Linked DNA regions of Homo sapiens: region 2 is linked to region 1. Evidence: chromatin loops called from intact Hi-C (ENCODE). Cell type or tissue: CD4-positive, alpha-beta T cell. All regions are shown on one strand. Links, peaks and the distances in the headings refer to the core of each region. The heading gives the core; the rest is flanking DNA. Region 1 holds the start of GPR18 (G protein-coupled receptor 18). Region 2 overlaps DOCK9 (dedicator of cytokinesis 9).

Region 1 (17,578 bases), core at 3,815-11,814:
GCAGTCCAACACAAATTAGTACACTTTCTTAAAATATTATGAGTTTTTTCCATGATTTTTTTTTTGATCATCAGCTATCATTAGTGTTAGTGTATTTTATGTGTGGCCCAAGACAGTTCTCCCAATGTGGCCAAGGGAAGCCAGAAGATTGGCCACCTTGTTTTAGAGGAATACATTCATATCTATTATATAAAGCTACATATTATATAGTATTATGTAATATAATATAGAAATATTCATAAAGTAACATTAAAATATTTTATAATATTCTACCAATTAATAGCTTTTAAAAAAAATTATTTCAATTTCAAAGAGACTTTAGAAGGGGTAAAGGTGAAGAGCTCCAAGACCCACTAATCATCTGTAGGTGGCAGTAGAAGCACAGTATTTATGTCAAAGCAGCCCTGAACTATCAATCGGTATGGAAAACCGGAGACCATACATAAGAAATCTGGATCTATTTCATATTCAAATAAACTGTGTGAGTACTCCTACATTCAATAAATTGCAACTAACTTCTCTGATACGAAACCTTTTTAACTTGCCCACTTTTACCTTAAAACCTCTACACAGCCAATCCCAATCTACCTATTTCTTTTTGTCTCATTATTTTATTTGGTACGTCTTTGTAATTGTATCTACCTAGAAACATTAGCCATTCATTTTTTGAGACATGGCATAACCTTTCTTACAGAAAAACACAAACACCAGTCGAATCCATATGCCTGTTAACTGAGGGCCTGCTGGGTGAAGCACTACTCTAGATGCGCTGAAACGTTTGAAGACGCACGTGCCAGGTCCTTGTTCACAAGGCACACACAAAACGAGAACAAGAAGAAGAAAAGGGGTGAAAGTGCAATCAGGGATCAGTACCCACATGACTGTCAAAGAGAGATGTGTCACAGATACTTCAAACTCCAGTTCTAAAACCTGTAATTACTGATCCTAAATCAAATGTTCCATTCATGTTAGAAGAGCAAATCCTACACCAGAGGCAGAAAGATGTAAGCCAACACAGTCTGAGAACCTTTTTTCCAAAGAAGCACAGCGGCAGCTGGCCTGTGGGTCTCAGGGTGGTCCTGCCTGCCTCCTTCCTTCCCTTCTCAGTTAAGACTCTCTTTAGACTGTGGCTTGCTGAGCGCAAGAAGCTGTATGAGCTGAAAGTCATAAACTTCTCATAAAGTCTACCCATACAAATGGTATTAGCAATAAGAAGATAACATTGCTGCAAATATTCAACTGAATGGAGTACTAGTTTTATTTTATAAGCATACAAGGGAGAGTTCTGGTAAATACCTTGTCTGAGTAACCAAAATCAATGCAGTTTTATTACCAAGAAAAAAACAACACGTCTTCCTCTAAAGGTTGATTATAATGTCTCCAAGAGGTCGACTTAAAAATAAATTTAAAATATGGTAAAAAACATACACACTGAAGAACAATTAAAAAAAAAAAAAAAAACAGCGATGGCAAAGATCAGGAACTAATGTGACCCCATCAGGGGACTGAGTGCTTTGCATTTAGAGTAGGCCCAAACTTCAGCAGACACATTCTTGGTTTTCCTCCCTGGGATGAGGACTTAGGAAATGCATCCTGGACGCATTCAGGCTTCCATGCAGCCTCCAAGCTCCTATCCTGCCGGCTCCTATCCACAGTCCTACAGAAATTCAGAGGAAGACCAAAGGTAAAATACTCTCTGCAATGCAAAGAGTTGGGGAGAGGAATGCCTTCAAATCACACAAGGCCGGAAGTGGATGACCCCTCACAGAAGGCCTCACCCAACTGCCCCTGGGGAGAGTGACCATCAGAGAAATGAGCTAACATGGTTAAGACAACCTGGTCAGTTAGTGGCACATGCTGGGCTCCTGCACAGCTATCCAGTCCCAGTCTAAAGACAGGAAAAATTTAAATAAGCTACAAAGAAAAAAAGGGGACAAACGAAGCCAAGAGAACTAGTGCTTAGTGTCTACAGCATGCACTTTACACAAGCTATAAGGCAGTTTTTAAATAGGAAAGGTAACACATATACAGAAAAGTACAGCATGCCAGAAAATCCATTTGCTTCTTTTCCCTTCCCTAGCCTGTTCTCTGTCCCAGAGGCTGGTGGGTCCAAACTCTATGCAAAGGCTCATGGGCCCCTGGCTTCCTGCTAACAGGAGCCTCAGGGGAGATTTAGGCCAAGAGGAACCTGAGGTCACAGTGTACATTTCCCTGGTTCCTTCCTGTAAGGGAACCTCAAGCTTACCGTCTCTCAAAAGAAAAGCACTGCTCCAAGACAGCTGACTTGACTGGGGTCTCTCCTTCCAAGTTCTAGTAACCTCTCCCTTCCTTGATCTCTTTGGGCCTAAGTGTGGTGAGGGTAAGAAAAGCAACAGCTCCAGGATCCTGCCATACAGATGATGGGGGACCCTTCCTTATTATTACACATGCCCACACCCCACCCAAAAGGTTTACCACCTAAGCATGAAATCCTAAGCACTGTATTTTCATTTCATCTGCTTTTTGAAATTTATACAAATGGAATCATATGATATGAATTCCTTCATGTCTGGCTTTTTCAACTTAACACTAGATTCATGAGATTCATCCATGTTGTTCTATCTGCCCTGTGTATCATCAATTGTGATTGTGACTTGCACTCCACTCTATGCCTACACCACAAGTGACTTATTCATGCTATAGTTGAACATTCAGGTTGTTCCTAATTTGGAGTTGTTGTAAATAATGTTACCGTGAACATTCTTGTCCATGTCTCCTGGTACGCAGCATGTGTTTTTACTGGTTATAGACCTAGGAGTGGACTCTGAGTCATGGAGTGTTGGTATCTTCATTTTAATACTTAAACTGTTTTCCATATTTAAACTCCCACCAGCAATGTTCCTTGTTACTCGATACCCTCATCACTCAACATCCTTGCCAGCACTTTGCACTGTCCGTCTTTTTCATCGTAGGCATTCTGGCGAATGGATAATACCCTGCTGTGGTTTTAATTTTCATTTTCCCAATTATTAATAAAAAGTTGAGCAGATTTACATGTTGCTGACCATTTGGATCTACTCATTCTTAAGTGCTTGTTCAAGTCTTTTGGCCATGGAATGGCAGAGATCCCAGACACCACAATTACATGTACGAGCTGCCAGGATCCAGCTATAAAACCTTTCCTTGAGAATATCAACTCATTAGCAAGAAACAGGGAGATAAAAAGATGGTCTATTCCCTCAGGAGATTGTTTGCTATAAGTCAAATTACCATTTATGATGATTCTCTATTAAGTAGGGCCAACTTCAACAAAAATTACTAAAACGAAGTATAATATTATAATGCAAAATACAGAAAGAACATACAATCTGAGAGTCATGAGTAAATATTTCTGGGTCACACCATGTAAACTACATACTTTGCAGTCAGCATGAAGGTTAAGTTAGCTCAAGCATGTGAGGCTCTCAGAATCATGCCTGACAGTCACCTCTGATTACCTTTCATAATTTAGTTAAGAATAATGGCAGATATAATAAAAAATCCTAAGTAACTTGTCTTAAACCAACAACCCTCAACCTTATAGATACATGTTTACTTTTACTATACAAATGGCTGTGTACTAAAATCCTCAACCACACACACTATTATATAGGTTTATGTTTAAATAACCTGATAACACATCTCTTGTTCCTTTACCTTCCACAAGTCCTTTTTTTTTTTTTTTTTTTTTTTTTTTTTTGAGAGGGAGTTCTGCTCTGTTGCCCAGGCTGGAGTTCAGCCTCAGCTCACTGCATTCTTGGCTCACTGCAACCTCCATCTCCCGGGTTCAAGCGATTCTCCTGCCTCAGCCTCCTGAGTAGCTGGGATTATAGGCACGCACCACCATGCCCAGCTAATTTTTGTATTTTTAGTAGAGACAGGGTTTTGCCATGTTGGCCAGGCTAGTCTCGAACTCCTGACCTCAGGTGATCCACCCGCCTCAGCCTCCCAAAGTGCTGGGATTACAGGCATGAGCCACCGTGCCCAGCCCTCCTCTTTCTTCTGAAATGCACTTCCTCATATTACTAGGTGTTAACTATACAGTGGTTCCCCCTTATTCTCAGAGGATACATTCCAAGACCCCCAGTGGATGCCTGAAACTGCAGATAGTACCAAACCCTATACTTACTATTTTTTTCCTGTACATACATACCTATGATAAAGTTTAACTTATACATTAGGCTCAGTACCTTTGTGTTTTGGGACCATTATTAATTAAATAAGGGTTACTGGAACACAAGCACTGTGACACTGTGACAGTAAACCTGATCACCAAGGTGGCTATGAAAGTGACTAATGAGTGGGAATGTCTACAGTGTGGAGACACTGGGCAAAGGGAGGACTCATGTCCTGGGGAGGAAGGAGCGGGACAGTGAGAGATTTCATCCTGCTGCTCAGAATGGCATGCAACAGAAAACTTATGAATTGTTTATTTCTGGAATTTTTCCATTTAATATTTTCAGACCATATTTGACTGAAGGTAACTGAAGGTAACTGAAGCCTCAGACAGCAAAATTGCGGATAAGGGGACTACTGTATACCCATCTCCATTTGCACCTCTGGTAACTGTGAGATCAGAATGTGCAGCAGAAGGCTGTGTGCCTCACAATAACCATGGAGTTCTGCTCAATCTGCTGCCTTGGCGACTCTGGATCTCTCTTCCAATAGTAAAATGTCACACTGCAAACTCTGGGCCTGGGGTCCCATGGGACTTCAGTGGTTCCAGGACTGATTTCACTGCCATCACTTATATATGGTTAGATATGGATTCAACTTGTTTGCTGTGAGGTTAAGTGTCTGAATGTCTACATGTCTATACATCTTTAAAACTACACACAAAAATTGCTAAAGACAAGAAATTTGGGAATATTAAATTTACAATACAATTTAGGAAACCAAACAGAAAGGAGGTATACTAACTGGGTTAGAAGATTATAGCTGTAAATTGTTGGGACTTAAGAAAAACCACACATTTAGACAAATAGTTTCTCAATCTTCTTTATGCAGAAACTCTTACTATTCAACATATCTCCCCTACACCCACACCCAAAGAGCAGTCAGTTTAGATACAAGTTTGAGAAACAGAAAGGAGGGGACAAAGGTTGGAGGATGTCAAGGCCAAAGGATAGGCCTCTCCTCTAGTTCAGAGGACTCTTTGTCTGCCTCACACCCTCTTCTCCCTGGGGACTGGCTGTGTGCTGACTGTCCCCCTGCTGGGATACATGAACAGTAACAACAGTGGACCCCTGGTCCCCGCACTGATGGGAGGCAACAAGGATAAGCTGCCCTCACACTTGCTATGCTAACAGAACAGGAAATATTATTTTACCTGTGGCATAGACAAATGTCTAACATAGAAGCATATTTTATAGTGGGAATTTGCTATACAGATCTATTAACTACATTCTTTCTCATTAAAAACTGGCTTAACTGAATTATATTCACTCAAAAACTGGTTTATAGGGCTAAAATCAAAATTCACTTATGGCTTTTAATATCAAAACCAAAACCCAAAACTGCAGCTAAAACACACTATTTGATAAAGCAAAGGGAATCTTGCAGTCTCTGGGAATAAGTAAAATCCCTCTTTTGCAAGTGAAACATTTCTCCTTCACTCATATTCCAAAGTAAGTGAAGAAATTAAAGCTGCATGAATGGTCCCTGAATAAGTTCCTCTGTTTGGGGAAAAAAAAAAATTCATTAGGTTCAAGTATTAAAGAAACTTGTGTCTACATTATACAAGTTGAATCCTTGACCCATTGTTTACTTGCTGTCAAATGACTGGGCAGTTTCTTTTCACTATAATTCCCTGCCAACACAAAACCATCGCGAAGATCCAGGAGCACAGCGAACGGGGGTCAATGCTATAGGGCTCATGGGTTGCAGGGGAGGACGACAGACCTCAGGCCCTTGCCTAAGTCTCCCCATCTCATAAGCTGGTCAAAGTGTCCCTGCCTGCTGACTCAAGGCCCAGACATTTATCCATTCCTCCCCCAACCTCTCCATTTCTTCACCTACTTGTTCAGTCAGAAATTCAACCAATATTAAATGCCTCTTCTCTACACACATATGCAACACATGCCAACTCTCAAGGAATGCAATTTAGTGGAGGAGAAAAAGCAAGTAAATATGCAGTAACAATGCAAACATGTGCCACTACAGGGATAGGTACCAAGTGCTAAGGAAACCTGCAGGGATGAACAACCAGCCCAGCTTCGGAGGGCAGAGAAACCAGCCCAGCTTCGGATGGCAGAGAAAGCTTCCTGAAAAAGGTAGCTACAAGAACAAAGAGCAGCAGGCCATGCCATCAGGTGGGAGACAGTGGTGAGGAATGCCACAGTGGGTGGAACAGCATGTGAGAGGCAGGAAGAGCAAATGTAGCCAGTCCAGAGGGCTGGAATGGAGAGCAAGATGAGGAAAAAGTGAGAGCTCACCCCAACCTGAAGCCAGGCCTATGGAGAGCCCTCAGGTGCTCCTGGATGCCTCCTCTAAGAGTCTGGCAATTCAGAAACAAGAATGCCCCTGTGCACCGTGAAGAATTCAAGTCTTGATGAAAGGACTCTTCTAGACACATGCCATCAATGTATCTGTTGATTTTAGCAGCAATGGGGAAGCTAATCAATACTTAATTTTAGAAAAGTCCTAAGCTATGTGAATAAGGCAAAGGACAGATTAGGTCTGCATGCAGGCAGATTTCTGTCCAGCTGAAACATCAAACTCCTGTGTGATGAATGAAATATAACATCACATATAAAAAACTGATGAATGTGATTCAGCCATAAGAAGTCCTATCTAGTGGACAGATCAATATAATTACCTCATAAGAAGTTATTACAGCGGGAGAAACTGGACCTGGCTTTACCTTGAGTTCTTAAGCAAGTAACTGGCCTTCAATTTCTTCATCCACACAAGAAATAGTTGCTATGGTTGTCTCCAACACTTCTAAAACCCATCATTCTGGCAGGTTGTAACAATCAAAAGTATTTTATCACCAAAGGCAAGGATTTAAGTAACTTTTCTAAGCCACAGATTTACTATGGTTTTGTCTGAGAAAAAAAAAAAAAAGGATGGACCCCAAACTGTCTAAAATTCAAAAAAACAAATACATTTAAGTTCATGAACCCTTTAAAAAGTTGACAAACCATGCATAACCAAACATAAAGATAATTAAAATTTTAGGATAAGCAAATGAGAGATAATTTTTTTTAAGAAATGAGAAAGTAAAACAAAATTAACCTAACAAGGCAGGCAGCGATTCGTTGCTCACTTCCCTTTCTGCTGGTTTCATTTCCCTTCTTAGGTGAAAACACTCTTAATATGTAAATCAGTCCACTAAAGACTTCAGAGTCCTTTCTGCTAAGATTTGCAGAAATTTTTATGCAAAAGAAATTATTTCTAGACTTCCACGCACTAGAAAAGCAGACTTACAAAATACAGCAAACTAAAGTGGATAAATGTATGTGGCAAAGCAGAAGCAATTAATCAAGGATCCTACTTTTAAGCATTTAGAAATGTTTAAATAGTAAAAAGTGGAAATGTGGATATTCTATGATTTTTAATAACTTGGTAGTAAAAAGTGAGACTCCATTTAGGAGTACCTACTAAGTGCCAGGTACTATTAAGCACTTGGGATCTTTCTGGTTTAGGGCCCCTACAATCCTACTGGATATAGTATTATCTCTATTTCAACTGTACAGAAATGAAGTAGGAACAAAGGGTTAGTCAGAGTGGGTAGGTAACTAGACAAAGTCACATAGCTTATAAAGCAAAGAAGCTAGACTTTAAACCCCCTTTTACTCAATATCAAATCTTCTCTTTCCATAGATGATGCAGACTTCAAGCATCAAAGTACACAAACTGAAGAAACTTTATCCTTTGTATATAATTATCTTAAATATATGCCATCATTTCAAGGGGAGCTTATGCTAAGTGTGACTTCATAAACAAATCATTTGTGAAAGAGAAAAACCACATCCAGGGTAAAGTCATAAGGTGAAAAAGCCTATTTCAGAGAGCACTTCCTGAAAGAGACAAAGCAGCAATTAAAGTCAGCCCAGCACCAACTCCGACGCCAAGCGTTACACTGGAAACTACTTTTTAAAGCAACAAAAGAGTCTAAAACAAAATACAACATTTCTTAAATACACTGTTTCCAGAAAGAGCTATTTTAACAGAAGCAACTCAAAGATATCCCTTCGACAGAAGTGGAAGTGCTGAAAAATGCTCATCTCTCACACAGACTTTTGATGGACAGGAGGTAAGCAGCATTTAATTAACTTCATGATTATTGTCAAAAGTAATGCTTTATGTACTGCATTTCAAAAATCATTTCATTTTAATAATACAGGCTGGGCGCAATGGCCCACGCCTGTAACTCCAACACTTTGGGAGGCCAAGGCAGGAGGATCAGTTGTGCCCAGGAGCACCATAGTGAGACCCCGTCTCTATTAAAAAAATATATTTAATTAAAAAAATAAACATAACAAACTATGTTGGTGAAAGACCTTGAAATAGGCTATATAATCATCTTTCCACATTAATATGATTTTACATTTATTTTCAATATTGCTTTACATTAATACTAAATGTAATTTTTTTCAACTTAAGGAAAGAAAATGTTTATGGTAAATCATATGTATATTTAGGAATGTTCATCACATGTTTTCAATTACATTGTTTCATGAAATAACTTAATGGTTTTTAAGAAAAGAAAAGCTACAGATAATCATGGTATCTATAGCTTTTAAAAAGCTGACTTTAAAGTCAATCACTTTTCAATATTTATCCAAAAATTTCTGTGTTTGCAGAGCACAATCAATACTATAATGCCTTTAAAACACATGCATCACTCATTTTTTTTCAAACGTCAGCAAATGAATATAAGTATTGGTGACAAGCTACATAAAAACAGCTTGAGCATAACGTGGGAAAAAAGACTCAAGATGGTTTGTAAGTACAGGACTTATGTCACAAAATTGAAGGATGAGGATAGGTGAAGGGAGTCCTGATGCAATACTAAAAAAAGAAAAACAAATACAAAATTTCATTTATATTATAATTGCTACTATTTAATAAGAATGCATTCCAGTTAAAAATAAGATTTAAGCCTCCAAGATTACTCTCCTTTGAATGACACTAGAGATATAATTTTTCTCTGTAGCACTTTCCTCATTTGATAGAAATTAATATTCTAGTCACACCAATATTTGGAAAATTTAATATGTTTTTAAATATATAGAATTATGCTCCTAAATCATATTTAACCTAAATATTTGAGAAGGAAAGAAGGAGAAGAAGGGAAGAAAGGGAAGGGAAGGGAAGGGAAAGGAAGGAAGGCAGACAGGCACGTTTCTTGTGTTTAACCACAGCAATTGCTCAAGTTAATTCTTAATTATCAATAGCCCGTGATGCCACTGACCACAGACAGCAAATCTCCCCCATAGTTTTCCTTAAAGAGAAATTCTGGGCTGATTTCAAGACAGCCCACTCTGCAAAGTGACATTTTTGAAGGAAACTTTTCATCCACCTCCATATTACAAGGGGATGCCACAGATTCCATCTCATTGCAGCAAAGTCTATTTTTGAAGTCTGTTGTTGGTGTTGCATCATGGGGGAATGAAGTTTCACACTGAGGAGTCAATGATATTTGCAACCCCAAATAACCTCCTTTCCATTTAAAATGGACGGTTTTTTTTTTTTTGGTGATGGAAATTTATAAGTTTCTACATACACATCAAGTTACTGAATGACTTCTTATTAATATCTACTTGTCTTAGATACTCCTTTTTTGGATTTACTTTGAAAATTGTTAAAATTTAAATAATATTGAAGCTTCTGAATCTAGATGGAATGAGGATATGAAAGTTACTAACGGCACTAGCTTTTTTCAAGGTGCTGCTTTCTGTGAACCACTGAAGTAGAGCAGCTGAAATCACAAAACCTGGAAGACTTGGCTTTACGTACTCCCAATTGTGCACTAGAAAACAGCTCATCTATTGCTCTAACAGTCTAGTTCTTGATCTGCTGACCATGACACAAAACATTGCTGTTTCTCAACCTATGATAATTTAAAGAGAACATAAGGTAATAAATATTATGAAGTGTTTCCACTTTAAAAAAAACAAAAAGTTTAATAGCCAGCTACACAAGTCTTCATTTTCAAACTAGAGAATTACAAACTAGAGTTTTTTAGCAAAGTAGAGTTGCTGTGAATCATCTCATCAAAAGTTCCTTCATTTATTCATCAATTCAGTAAATATTTATTTATTGAGTACCTATTACATGCTCAATAGACAGTGGGGCTATAGCTGTAACAAAGGAAAAGTTCCCATTCTCTCTCAAATGAGAATTACTGTGAATGTTCAGTAGTTAACCAGTTGAATCGTTCCTTGATTAAATGCTCTCGAACTTAAAATTCACTGGCAGTCAAGCTGAGTGGGAGAATGTTAAGCATTTATTTTTTAACCAACGATTTTATTCTTATTTTTCTTAACTATTTTTACAGTTTCTAAGTATCATGCCTACCAACAAGCTGTAAAATGATCACCCTGAACAATCAAGATCAACCTGTCCCTTTTAACAGCTCACATCCAGATGAATACAAAATTGCAGCCCTTGTCTTCTATAGCTGTATCTTCATAATTGGATTATTTGTTAACATCACTGCATTATGGGTTTTCAGTTGTACCACCAAGAAGAGAACCACGGTAACCATCTATATGATGAATGTGGCATTAGTGGACTTGATATTTATAATGACTTTACCCTTTCGAATGTTTTATTATGCAAAAGATGAATGGCCATTTGGAGAGTACTTCTGCCAGATTCTTGGAGCTCTCACAGTGTTTTACCCAAGCATTGCTTTATGGCTTCTTGCCTTTATTAGTGCTGACAGATACATGGCCATTGTACAGCCGAAGTACGCCAAAGAACTTAAAAACACGTGCAAAGCCGTGCTGGCGTGTGTGGGAGTCTGGATAATGACCCTGACCACGACCACCCCTCTGCTACTGCTCTATAAAGACCCAGATAAAGACTCCACTCCCGCCACCTGCCTCAAGATTTCTGACATCATCTATCTAAAAGCTGTGAACGTGCTGAACCTCACTCGACTGACATTTTTTTTCTTGATTCCTTTGTTCATCATGATTGGGTGCTACTTGGTCATTATTCATAATCTCCTTCACGGCAGGACGTCTAAGCTGAAACCCAAAGTCAAGGAGAAGTCCATAAGGATCATCATCACGCTGCTGGTGCAGGTGCTCGTCTGCTTTATGCCCTTCCACATCTGTTTCGCTTTCCTGATGCTGGGAACGGGGGAGAACAGTTACAATCCCTGGGGAGCCTTTACCACCTTCCTCATGAACCTCAGCACGTGTCTGGATGTGATTCTCTACTACATCGTTTCAAAACAATTTCAGGCTCGAGTCATTAGTGTCATGCTATACCGTAATTACCTTCGAAGCATGCGCAGAAAAAGTTTCCGATCTGGTAGTCTACGGTCACTAAGCAATATAAACAGTGAAATGTTATGAATAATAAGGTTCTTTCATTTCAATCCCATCAAAATTCACTTCACTAACTACTCTGGCGTCAATGGATATTCTGTATAATACTATCAAGTCCCTTTTCTCTTGAAAAAATAAATTCATTATCTTCATTTTAAAAACTTATATAAAACATTTTTGTGAATTATTCAGAGAAAAGCATCTGATTTTTCTTTCCTAGTCAAGCCTTGTTCACACAGATAATTAACTTTTTGCATTTCTATGTGCAAGCGACACATGTGTGTTAATCAAGTCAGTAGGGGGGAAATCGAGCTACCATACAAAATAATTTGATTAAATTATTTTCTATCTAGATGCAGCTCCCTTAGGTCTAATTTGCACTAGGAATGGAATTATAAATCCAATACTTTATGTCCCAAACACTGACTTCCAGAATTCCTATATAAGAAATTATGTTGAACTCATTACTGTTACTTACTACAAGGCAAAATTAATAGCAACAAGAACCCAAGGGGCCTGTTACAGCCATCCCCATCAGCCCTTCCCTACTCTGAATTCATTCTTTTAAAAACAGAGAATAGTCATTCAACAAACACTGAGAGCCTACTATGCACCAAACCCTATTTAGGACTAATGATGAAAATCTAACCTGAGATGCTATTTCTATCCAATAATCCAAGTTCATTTCTATCATTTGAGGTTTCTACTATATGGTGAAATGCCATTCTCCAATACAAACAGTTTGCTCTTCTTATGTGGTTGAAGATACCATTTTTACAAAAGAAGTTAATTGATTTTTTTTCCCAGGCCATATGTCACAGTATAAATAGTACTAGTAGGAACCTTGGATTTCTTAGCCTTGCCATTTAATTTCTCCTAATAAAGTAACAAACCAAGTAACTTATCCATCTAAAAGAAAAAAACTGAACTATAATCTGTAAAGCCCCTATTATCCTGAATACTTATGGAAGTAAAATAAATGATTCAACTATAACTTCCTCTCTGCTAAATTACCTTTATCACTCTTAACATGATCATATCCTACTGGGGCTTAGAACCAAATACATGCATTGGTTAGAAATTTATTTCTGGCTGGGCGTGGTGGCTCACGCCTGTAATCCCAGCACTTTGGGAGGCTGAGGTGGACGGATCACTTGAGGTCAGGAGTTCGAGACCAGCCTGGCCAATATGGTGAAACCTCATCTCTACTAAAAATACAAAAATTAGCCAGGCATGATGGCAGGTTCCTGTAATCCCAGCTACTCGGGAAGCTGAGGCAGGAGAATAGCTTGAACCCAGGAGGCGGAGGCTGCAGTGAGCCGAGATTGCGCCATTGCACTCCAGCCTGGGTGACAAAGCGAGACTCCGTCTCAAAAAAAAAAGAAATTAATTTCTGGAAATAACATAGGTAAATTCATATTCCTTAAAAAAAAAGATAAACACAAAAAGTCTAATAATAAAATGGCATTTTTGCACTAGAAGGTCCCTTAGACAATCTTCTTAGTACAATTCTTCTGTTCGAAATATAAAAAACTGAGGTCTGAAGAGGTTATGTGACTTGCTCAGCTCAAGAACCACACCTAGAAACCAAGGTCAGTTCTTTCATGTCAAACACCAATTTTTCAATAATAAAAAGCAAACATGCTTAAAGAATGTAAACATTCTCAGAGCTACATAAGGTGGTACTGAGATGCAGTTTCTCAATAAAGAGAAAAACACAGTTTTTAGTTTCAATAGTCAAATGAGTAAAATATATATATTTTTATATTTTATATACATAAAGTACCTTTATAGATATTATATCTTTATATATTATTTGTATATCTTACATATATTTAACATATAATTATTTCTAAAACAAGAAAAACAACTCTTGTATTGGATATGTAGGTTTATTATACACATATACATAGTCAGAGCCTACTCTCAACCATACAGATGAATCTACTCTTAAATTTATTAGATGGAAAAGTTCTCTGCCATAGCTTGTCTTGATAAGAAGAGTTTAGTCTCAGAGCAAAAAGCACAACAAAAGATTCTATTGATACAAAATCAAGAAAGTGAAAATGTATGCTGTGATTCTCACAGTAAAACTGTAAATAATTTAAATTATAATTTAATTGTAGATCACTTAAAAGTTATTTTTTAAATAATTTACTTAGCATTATAACCAAATACATTTAAACATAATATGTAAAAATTCAAAATTTCACTGTATTCTGGAAAACGATGTAACATCCACATATAAATACTAACAAAAAATAATAGGTATATAAGGCCAGATGTGTGGCAGGAATGAGTTACTAGAAATGCCTAACACATATGGCTTTTAATAATGGAGTTATTTCTACTTTCAAAACCTAATGGTTACATTTTCTGAGTTTAAATCATAGTCATGAGCATCTATCATGTCAGCTACAATTTCTAAGCAAAGCACTAGAAAAAGAAATGAACAGGTCTGTGGTTCAAAGGCCTTCCCTTACAGTCTTACTGGGGCTACACTGTAATCAAGGCTTGCTTGCTCTTCAACATTACTAAATGTAGGGCAAAGAGTACATAAAGTAAAACTTGGTTCCCCCTCAAACAGCCAGTGGGTAGCCTAGAAGGCACAGACCATGACAACGTAATATAATAAATACTAACAGAGATAATTAACACATGTGTTGTAATACACATATAAGGACAATTAATCCTGCCAAAGGGCAAGAGGAAGCAGAAAGCAAGCCAAGTAGGCATGAGAATGCAAATGCGTAGCAAGCGAAGAAAGCTGGATGACCAGTTGGGAAGTGGTTTGAGAGACTAGCTGGTGGTCAGATGAGGAGGACTCTGAAAGGAAAGAAGAGTTGGGCATGGTAGCACGTGCCTATAATCCCAGCTACTCAGGAGGCTGAGGTGGGAGGACTGGGCTTGAGCTTAGGAGTTCAAGGCCAGCCTGGATAACATGGCAAGACCTTGTCTCTTAAGAAAAGCAATACATGGAAGGGGTATACGCTTGCTCCTAGAAGCTTGGCGTAAGAGACCTTCTTTAATTCTCGGTGCTACCCTTTGAAGCACAGAATACCCACAGTTGACATGTGAGGGTCATCTAGAAACTGAGCTCAGGAAATGGAGCTTGAGAGAAGCAACTTGCTCAAGATTTCACATAACTAGTAAGAGGCAGAGCTGGAATCTCAAATCTGGTCTGATGGCAAAGACCATGCTATTTCCACTATTCCAGACTGCCTAGATAGCATCTTGGAGGAATCTGACTTTTATTCTGATGGAAATGAGAATTTGAGGGTTTTTAAAAGAACTAGTGTGGTTAAGCCTGCATTTTAGAAAGATAACTTCTGACAGCATTGTATGGAATGCTTTCAAATTCACAGGGAAACTAGTTAAGAGAATTACTGTAAAAAAGTAGACAAGAAAAGATTTAAGAGTTTAGACTGGGATAATAATGACAGTAGAAGTAGAGAAGAAGGGATGAATATTCATTTAGGACTTTGAATTACTAAGACTCAGTGCCAGAAGTCCTAGCCAGAGCAACTAGGCAAGAGAAAGAAAGAAAAGGTATTCAAATAGGAAAGCCCAAACTATCTCTCTTTACTGACAATATGATTCTATACCTAGAAAACCCTAAAGACTCTGCCAAAAGGCTCCAGGAATCGAGAAACAACTTCACTAGAGTTTCGGGATGCCAAATCAATGTAGAAAGATCAGTAGTAGCATTTCTATACACCAATAACTTAGTTCAAGCTGAGAGTCAAACCAAGAACACAACACACACAAAAAGATACCTAGGAATACATCTAACCACGAAGGTAAAAGATCTCTACAAGAACTACAAAACACTGCTGAAAAAAATCAAAGATGGCCAGGCTTGGTGGCTCATGCCTATAATCCCAGCCAGCACTTTGGGAGGCCGAGGCAGGCTGATCACGAGGTCAGGAGATCGAGACCATCCTGGCTAATGCAGTGAAACCCCGTCTCTACTAAAAAATACAAAAGAAAGTAGCCAGGCATGGTGGTGGGCGCCTGTAATCCCAGCTACTCGGGAGGCTGAGGCAGGAGAATTGCTTGAACCTGGGAGGCGGAGGCTGCAGTGAGCCAAGATCACACCACTTCACTCCAGCCTGGGTGACAGAGTGAGACTCCGTCTCAAAAAAAAAGAAAAAAGAAAAAAATCAAAGATGATACAAACAAATGGAAAAAGCATTCCATTCTCATGGTCTGAAACAATCAATATCATTAAAATGGCCATACTGACCAAAGCAATCTACAGATTTAAGGCTATTCCTAGCAAACCACAATGTCATTTTTCACAGAATTAGAAAAAATTATTCTAAAATTCATATAGAACCAAAAAAAGAGCCCCAAATAGCCAAAGCAATCCTAAGGGAAAAAAAAGAAAAGGAAAAAACAAAGCCAGAGGCATCACATTACCTGACTTCAGATTATAAGGCTACAGTAAGCAAAACAGCATGGTACTGGTACAAAAACAGACATACAGACCAGTGGAACAGAATAGAGAACCCAGAAATAAAGCCTCATAACTACAGCCATCTGATATTCAACAAAGTTCACAAAACTAAACAGTGGTGAAAGGATTCCTTATTCAATAAATGGTGCTAGGATAGCTGGCTAGTCATATGCAGAAAATGAAACTGTACCCCTACCTTGCACCACATACAAAAATTAATTCAAGATGGATTAAAGATATAAATGTAAGACTTCAAACTATAAGAATCCTAGAAGAAAACCTAGGAAACACCATTCTGGACATCGGCCTTGGGGAAGAATTTGTGACTAAGTCCTCAAAAGCAATTGCAATGAAAACAAAAATTGACAAATGGGACCCATTTAAACTAAAGAGCTTCTGCACAGCAAAATAAACTATCAACAGAGTAAACAAACAACCTATAAAATGGGAGAAAATACTCACAAACTGCATCTGACAAAGGTCTAATGTCCAGAATCTGTAAGGAACTTGATTCAACAAGCACAAAACAACCCCATTAAAAAGTGGGCAAAAGACATGAACAGATACTTTTCAAAAGAAGACACGCAAGCGGCCAACACACAAGAAAAAATGCTCAAAGGTAATCATCAAGAAATGCAAATCAAAACCACAATGAGATACCATCTCACACCAGTCAGAATGGCTACTAAAAAGCCAAAAAACAACAGATGCTGGTGAGATCTGGGAAGAAAAGGGAAACTTATACACTGTTGTATATAAGTGAGAAAAGGGAACACTTATACACTGTTGGTGGGAATGTAAATTAGTTCAGCCACTATAGAAAGCAGTTTGGAGATTTCTCAAAGAACTTAAAACAGGACTACCATTCCACTCAGCAATCCCACTACTGAGTACGTAGCCAAAAGAAAATAAATCATTCTACCAAAAAGACACACGCACTCACATGTTCATTCCAGAACTATTCACAATAGCAAAGACATGGAATCAACCTAAGTGCCCATCAGCAATGGACTGGATAAAGAAAATATGGTACATACACACCATGGAATATTATGCAGCCATAAAAAAGAATGAAATCATGTCCTTTGCAGGAACATGGATGCAGCTGGAGGCCATTATCCTAAATAAATTAATGCAGGAACAGAAAATCAAATGCCACATGAACTCACTTAAAAGTGGGAGCTAAACACTGGGTACACATGGACATAAAGATGGCAGCAACAGACACGGAAGACTATTAGAGGGGGAAGAAGGGAGGGGGAAGGACGGAGGGGAGCAAGGGTTGAAAAACTAACTACTGGATACCACGCTCACTACCTGGGTGACAGGATCATCTGTACCCCAAACCTCAGCATCATGCAATATACTCATAAAACAAACCTTCACATGTACCCCCTGAATCTGAAAGTTGAAATTTCAAAAAATAAAAACTAAGACTCAGTGACCTACCCCACTGACAAGCAAAATGAAAGATTTCCAGCTTGCATGACTCTGAGTAGATGCTACTAATTAAAATAAGAAGAAAGAGGGAAAGAAGACAGAGAGGAGGCCAGAAGAGAAGAGAGCTTCTGAACATGAGTTTTCTTTGAGTCTA
Region 2 (8,000 bases), core at 1-8,000, 360 kb after region 1:
TATATTTTGATATGGATACCAAATAGTAATTATTAATAACTCAGTAGACTTATAATAAGTAGCACTTAGTCATAAAGATGTATGAAAACCTCTGAAACAGCATGTTTGTTGCCCGTAAAGACCAAAGAAGAGACATGGATTTTGGAAAGTCTTCGTTCTGTATTCTTTGAGAATCACTGCTAGAGAATGCGTTAAATAAAGTACTCTGCACAGAGTGTGAATCCAGCCATATTCATTACTGTATGATGTGCTTTTCTATGCATCCAATGCTATGGTAAGGACTTATTTAGTGAGCATGTAAGGATGGCTCTTGAGGTCACAGTTCTTTCAGTGAGATGCAGTATCTCATAGCTTTATTCTCATGTCTTCAAGGTGGCCCAGAAGGTGCTGAAGAATGCCAAGCAGGCATGCCAAAGACTAGGACAGTATAGAATGCCATTTGCTTGGGCAGCAAGGTAAGGAACACCTTTTATACCTTTTAAATCGATATAGATAGGTGCATGGATGGGTCAATAGGCCTATTCTGTTTGTTGTTCAGAGACAAAGAGGATTTGAATGTGTAAAACTGAGAAATACATAAGCCCAGATTTTGAAAAAATCATTTGGTAGAGTCACAGAGAGGATAGACACTGTCTGGAGAAGTGCTACCTGGAACTGGCAGGGTGCACGGTAGTGTTAGCTGCAGAGCTGGGATTCAAGGACCCAACCACATGCCTCCAGCTGGAAGTCAGGGCAATCCAGTGAGGCCTGGGGTGATCTTTATCTCTTGACTCTACTTGTTAAGCATTTGACTTGTGTATATTGTTTCCTAAGCACAAGCCATTGGCTGGAACTGTTTTCTATGTAAATTGATTTAGTTGTCCTCATCCCCATAGATGTTTTCCATGTTTTTAGATAATGAGATTTCTGTTGGCTATAGCCAATGGAATAATAATTAGACTTCTCATAGAAACTAGACTTAAATAATGAATTGATTTTGGTGTTTTGGAAACCCAGTTTAGAAATGTTGCTTTGCCATTTCAGGACATTGTTTAAGGATGCATCTGGAAATCTTGACAAAAATGCCAGATTTTCTGCCATCTACAGGCAAGACAGCAATAAGCTATCCAATGATGACATGCTCAAGTTACTTGCAGACTTTCGGAAGTGAGTTTCAAGGTCTTATTTCCACACCTGAAAAATAGAAGCTGTGTAGTGGGGAGGGAGGAACAGGGGAGCAGTCACTTAGGTTGCTCGATTTAGACATCAGAGGGGATGGCAAATGAGCGTGAAGCATTTCCTCAAACCCTTGAGAAGAAAGATGGGGTGAAAATCAGAAGAATAACCAGTTAATTTGAATTCTGTAGAGGATGTTTTGGGTGGTGCTGTGAAGGGTGGACTGGGTAAGGATGAGCCTATGGTGGGGAGGAAACAGTTGAGGAACCTTGTCAAGAGGTGAGAAAGGACTCAGCAAAGCCACTGCAAGTGCAAACAGGAAGAAGGGGACAAATTCAAGTCGTGCCAAAGAGATACGATGACTGGGTCTTGGCTTGGGGTGGTAATAGTCTAAGATAAATAACTTGCAAGGTTTCTAACTTGGAAGTTTCTGGCACCAGTTGTTGCTTAGCTTGTGGCAGCATTGCTCCACTCTGCCTCTGGCCTCACATGGTCCTCTTCCTGTGTGTCTCTGTCTAAATTCCCTTCTTAGAACACTAGTGATAAAGCATCAGGGCCAAGCCTAGTGACCTCATCTTAACTGATTGCATCTGCAGAGACCCTGTTTCCAAATAGGTCACATTTATAGGTACAAAGGGTTGGGACTTCACCATGCTTTTGGAGGACACAATTCAACCCATAACAATGAGGCAAAGAGGGAGCAAGGAATGTGTGCAACATCACAGGGCCGGCAGCTTCCCCAAGTCAGTCTCACCCGAGGGTCTGTGTTCTTAACCTCTATGCTGTTTTGCTGCTACATCCTAAAGAGTTCACTCTGAACCTTTGAAACTGATTTTCTTTGCTAGGGAGATGGGTCTTAGAATTTTTCTGGGGAAATTCTGGGAATGTGAAAGAGCTGAGGGCGCTAGAAGATGTGAAGTGAAAAGAATAGCTGAGAGCCAAATGCTAACTATTCTATGCCAAAGGTATCCTTGTTTTTTTTTTTTTTTGTGCATATCAAAATAGCAATCTTATCAGTTTGTCTAGAACTCAAGAATGATTGCTTAGCTTTCTTTAACCTTATTTTACCTTTTTCTTATCTGTCTTCAGTAGTAGGAATAGAAACGATATGAGTCATAGAAACAGGCTCAATAAGTTCTGAAAACACAGAGACGTGTTCCTAATCAGAATCCAATCACGTCCATGTCAGCAGGCGGCTTCAGCCTTCACAGCGACGTGAAATCCCTTGTCAAGAGGCTCAAAAAGGTAGAAAGGATTCTCAAGGTCTCTTTCAGTTATGTGATTATACAGTTTTTGACTGTCTTGATGTTTCCCCTGTTTGGAGCTTTAATGAGAAGTGCAACCTCAGTTTTGCTAACATGCAGCTAAGGTTGGCCTGTTCAGCAAAGCAGTGTGCATGCCCGCTGGGCTGATTTGGAATGAACCTTTCACAGCTCACGTAGGGAATTGGAGAAGGGGGAGAGGAGGATACTGGTGAAGGATGAGGCCTGCTGGGTTAGCCTTCCAGGGTTCCTGGACCATATAGGTGCCCCAAATTCCCAGTCACTATCTGACAGTTTTATGACCTGGTAAGGACACAGGTCTTGGCCAGGGAGTGCCCCTGGATCCCTATGAATCTGTTATTCATGAAAGACTAAATAAAAGAATAGTACCCTATTTTTACTTTTAAATCATAGAGGTTCTTTAGTTTACAAACATAATACATGTTCATTTTAGAAATTTTGAGAAATACAGAAGAATAAAAGGATGAAAAAAGGTTTACTACTAGTTTTAACCTTCGTGGTGAACTTTTGGAGAACTTTTTTTTTTTTTTTGAGATGGAGTCTCACTCTGTCCCTCAGGCTGGCGTACAGTAGCACGATTTCAGCTCACTGCAACCTCCGCCTCCCGAGTTCAAGCGATTCTCCTGCCTCAGCCTCCCAAGTAGCTGGGACTATAGGCGCCCACCACTACGCCTGGCTAATTTTTGTATTTTTAGTAGAGATGGGGTTTCACCATATTGGCCAGGCTGATCTCAAACTGCTGACCTTGTGATCTGCCCGCCTCAGCCTCCCAAAGTGCTGGGATTACAGGCATGAGCCACCGTGCCCAGCCTAGGGGGGAACATTTTTTTTTACGTTTTATTCCTTTACATTTTATTTTAGTTTATCTTATGTAGCTATGATCATACTAAATATGTAATATTTCCCTGCACAACTCAAGTATTTTCTGAAAGTGTTATATATACATTTTTATAGACATCATTTTTAATGCATAAATATTATAATAGTCCATTGAGATAGACCATAGATTATTTAACTCTTCCCCCATTTTTTGACTTTTTTTTTTTTTTCCGAGATGGAGTCTCGCTCTGTCGCCAGGCTGGAGTGCAGTGGCACCATCTCAGCTCACTGCAACCTCCGCCTCCCAGGTTCAAGCAATTCTCCTGCCTCAGCCTCCTGAGTAGCTGGGACTCCTGAGTAGCTGAGTAGCGCATGCTGCCACGCCCCGCTAATTTTTTTTTTTTTTTTTTTTTTTTTTTGTATTTTAGTAGAGATACTAAATATCTCACCATCTTGCCCAGGCTGGTCTCAAACTCCTGACCTCAGGCAATCTGCCCGCCTCAGCTTCCCAAAGTGCTGGGATTACAGGTGTGAGCCACCATGCCCAGCCATTTTTTGACTTTTAATGTGTTTCTGATTTTTCAGAATTATACCTATAAGCCACAGTTAGAATCTTTAAAAAAATCTTCTCTATTGGTAGTGGGTAATATATTATCATACATACTATATTATCATATAGTAATTATTGTCATTTTTTGAGTTTCAAGAAAATTTCATTCTTACTAATTTTTTCAAAAACCAGTCACCTTTAGTTGGATAGATTTCAATATTTTCCTTCGCTCAACTACCATGCAACTCTTAATAACCATGAGGTGGGTCTGCGTGTACTTAGGAAAGTGAATACACTATATTATTAAGGAAGAAAAAATATATCTGTATTACTATATTTTTTGAAAGAAAATATATATTTCTTTTGTATGTAAATGAAGAAATGGATAAGCAAGTAGCTATCTAGATGGAAAGATAGGCATAAAAATAGCTATTTAGGATATATGCCAAATAATCATGGTTATCTCTGAGGGATGGGTTGATGGGTGATATTTCACCTTCCACTTTATAACATTCTGTCATTTTTATATGAACTTTTAAAAAACTAACACTTTTATATTCAGACAAAACAAACAATGAAGTTTTTTATATGTGATGGAGGTTGGAGCCCTGTCTCAGAAGTTACTTCCTAGGCTGGTTAGCTTGAGACTTCCCCACAGTGGCGGCTCCTCAGGGGCAGCCCCAGTGCATGGTCCTGTCTTCAGTGGAGGCTGGGGAGTGGGGCTTCACATGGTCACTAATTTGAAAGTGATGGGAGCAGAAAGCCTGTGGCCAGGCAGAAAGGAGCCCAGGGAAAACCAAGTGTGAGTTCTCTTCTGCACACCACTTCTTCATGCATGTGCTCAGCAGGAGGGCATTGGTGTGAAGGGTGTGCTCCAGGTGGCCAGTTAGAGACCCAGAAACCTGAAAACAGGGATCCGATGGTGACAGCATAGAAGACACAGCAGGATAAGTGAGGCCACGCTCCTCAATAAGTATTCAAAGAAACTTTGGTGCCCACTCCCCGTATTCTTCACAACAGAGTTAGGGGACGTGGAGGATTCCTTTTTCATTTTTTAAAAATCTTTGCATTGCTATTTTTCTTTCCTCTGTATATTTTACAGGAAATAATCTCATGTCAGTGGCCTGGGCACCGGCTTGGATCCAAAGCTATTGTTTCTACCCCCATGATTGTCTCAAAATGTTATTTAATAATGCATGAAAAAAATTTCTTCACGCTGTCTCAGTCTTAACAAAACAGCTGCCAAAGCTCATAAGCCACTTTCCTTTTTCCCTTGCAATAATTACCCAGGGATATGTTCCAAGATTTAGTAAGAAAGCGATTCTGTCCGATAGATGATATTGCTAACATTTTATAAGAAGAGAGACTTGGTACTTTGTATTTGATTTGTTCATGGTGGTATCTCATGGATAAGATGGTATCTCATCTTTTCCAACTTCTGCAGGAAATGCGAAGACATGAAGGCAAAGTATAAAAATAGAACGTTTTCTTTAAAACGTAGACCTTTTTAATGGTACTACGTTGGATAGTTTAGGTAATAATACTACTAAAGTTTTTGCGTATGCAGCTTAATGTGTCTGTGTTTATTTGTACACTCATCTTCTTTGCATCCAGGTTTTACAGTCTTACCCCGATTTCGCTCTGGTTACACTGCACTCAAGCCAAGTAGGGCTGCTTGACTTTCTCTAAACCCACTGGGGACTTCCCTCTGCCATGCTTTTCTCTCTGCCCAAATTGTGTCCCCTTCCTGCCTCATCAAGCAGCACATAAATCACAAACACATGCAGCATACACACTTCCCCTTTTCCTTTGTCTTTCTCAGGGAACTCTACTCATCTTTCAAAGCCCAGTCTGTGGCTCACTTCTGTGCTGGGAGTCCTGGAGGCGGTTACTTGGCTTCTCTGCCTGAGCCGCCTCCTCTTTTTAAGGGTGGATAATAACAGCCCCTGCCCCCTAAAACCGTGGTGGGGAATAAATGCAAAAGGCATTAAGGTGATTTCTCCCACCATGAATACTGATCTCATCCCGTGTTCCCTCTCGATAGATCTAGATACTCTGCCTTCTGGTAGAGGTTTGTACATACTCTGTGAAAGTGATTGCCCTCATATGCCGTAAGTAGCTTACAGTGTCTACTGGACTTTTGGCTTCTTGAGGAAAGAAATTATGTCTTGTTTGCATTCCTCCATGGTCCTGAGTACATACATTGCAGCATATCCTAAGCACTTGATAAATGCTTATTGAATTTTCTTCTTAGACATAAACTCAGTGGTTTTTGTTGAAACAAAAATATCTCAAATTTCTTTCAATCATATATAGTTGTTTTTTTTTAAGTGACACCAAAGCTTTTAGGGAATATTTCCTTTCACAAAACACAGTTAGAAGATTAAACTCACCACCAATAGCAGTCCAAACATACCTGTATTGCCAGCTAATCATTTTAACGAGCCAATACAGGAAGTCAGGAAGGGAAGACCGGCTGCAGAAACACTTAGATAAGGACCCCAAATCTGTTGGCATGGGAGGACTGCTAGTTGATGATACCATTCCCATTTCCTCTGTGGGAATTGTTGAGTCAGCAGAAATGGATGGGCAGTGGGAAGGGAAAATTTTCCTAAGAGAGAGTTTGAGCCTCACTTCTACATTCACACAGAGACAGGAGCAGTTCCCAGAGGCCAGGCATCCTGCAAGTGTCTGTATTGCATGCTTACTTAATTCGTGTAATTTTAAGATGAGTTTTCATGTTCAAGGATTATTTTATAAATTTTGCATAGAATATAGGTACTCTTTAGCAAAACAAAGCAAAAAAACCAAAACTATTCTCAGTCATGAAAGAATTCAGTTTGTGTAACACGCACACAACCACCACTTTGGAAGTGCATAAAAAGGCAGTAAAATCTTTATTGCCTGTGAGTGTTTGATGTCTAATAAACCAGATTCAACATAAACCATAAACTTTTGAAATGGGTTTGAGATTGGGTTTTTAAAAACTTAAAGCTGGCAAAAAAAAAAACAACTTTTAAAAGCCCATGTGCTACATAATATGGAACTAAACTCAGAAATGTGCTTGGAAACACATGGAAAGAACGTCTTTACAGAAGCAGCAACTAGAAGTAAAATCTCTCAGCAGAGGGAGGAAATAGAATAAGAAATAACTATAGTTAGGCACAGAAGGACACAATACACTATAGGAAGATTTCCAGTGAAGATCATTTAATTAAAATATGTTGCTTAGAAACGTATTTTAATTGTGTTCCACCTCTCTCAAAAATTTATATGTGGAGGATGTTGGAGTGATCTTAAAAATGGTGATGAAGATGCCTGTTCATTCATAGGTGGAAATAATTAGGAGGGGGTGAAATCCATTACCCTTGCATACTTACTTATATTTAAAAGTATAATTTGTAATAAACAGAGTATTTCTAACTCAAAGCAGATACAACTTCATAGGTGTCTCTACAATTTTGTGGAGTGCAGTGTCTTGTGATATGTTGTGGTGTTGAATTCCTCCACTGAAGAGGTGAGCAAGGCACCGTATGTCAAGAAAATTGATACCTTCATAAAACCCCCTGTCTGAAGGTTGATGCCCCTGAAGAGTTCTATGTGAAGCTGAGAGAGGCTCCACAAGCTATCATCGTAGGAGTGCCCAGAGCTTGGGAGATGCTGGGTCAAAAGCTCTCAGGAAATGACTGACCCTTGAGGGGAGGCTGCTGCCCCTCCTCCCACCAACAGGAAAGGATCTTGTGTGTGTGAAGCAGCTCACACCGCAGGCACAGGGGCAAACTGTAGGGGAGTGCTTGGCTGTACCTGGAGAGCTCTTGGCCAGACATCTTTTCAACGGAAGGCGGAACATGTGAAAAATCATTGACTTGCCTTCCTGACCATTACCTCTTTCAGGAACTGTTCATTTAAACTCAGATGTAAACAGAAGACAAGTGGAAATGAGAGGGAGGGACCCTGAGAGAAAGAGATTTAGCAGCTTAGAGCTGGCGATGGGCCACGATGGATCTTCTCAACATCGTCTCTAGTCTTAAGGATGCAGGAATTTAGAAATTTTAGGGAAGTCCTAATTCAGGTGACAAATATTCCAAGATGTACTGAGGAGTGACACGTGAGGCTGCTTAATAGTCAGCAGTCATGTCCAAAGAATCTGCAAAATTGTAGGTAGGAACTTTTCAAAAATGGGAACAAAACCA

Evidence for each region. Peaks named below come from ENCODE experiments on the same cell type or tissue, not always from the same donor. Only the 100,000 strongest peaks of a DNase experiment are listed, where the experiment ranks them.
Region 2: it touches region 1 in a loop (2.3-fold over the local background); 3 of 110 quality-filtered maps call a loop at or near these places.

What each region holds. Positions count from the first base shown.
Region 1 is chr13:99,248,851-99,266,428 of GRCh38, reverse strand. The region is part of intron 4 of UBAC2 (UBA domain containing 2); the gene reads right to left. It overlaps GPR18 (G protein-coupled receptor 18), which reads left to right and starts at 8,050. Exons shown (of 2, transcript NM_001098200.2): 1 at 8,050-8,275; 2 at 10,523-11,690. The coding sequence starts at 10,557. The coding sequence ends at 11,552. LOC124903198 (a long non-coding RNA gene) reads left to right here and starts at 4,725. Exons shown (of 3, transcript XR_007063846.1): 1 at 4,725-4,806; 2 at 6,181-6,290; 3 at 7,843-7,990. RefSeq lists a silencer at 3,908-4,130. In CD4-positive, alpha-beta T cell, for the core only: no CTCF peak of the experiment used is centred there; DNase peaks (open chromatin) are centred at 7,288, 8,018, 8,968 and 9,608; H3K4me3 peaks cover 4,062 bases; H3K27ac peaks cover 3,844 bases.
Region 2 is chr13:98,890,634-98,898,633 of GRCh38, reverse strand. It overlaps DOCK9 (dedicator of cytokinesis 9), which reads left to right. Exons shown (of 53, transcript NM_001366683.2): 14 at 373-455; 15 at 1,024-1,146. Among named protein-coding and RNA genes, the nearest start is that of DOCK9-AS1, 63 kb to the right of the region's middle. In CD4-positive, alpha-beta T cell, for the core only: no CTCF peak of the experiment used is centred there; no DNase peak of the experiment used is centred there.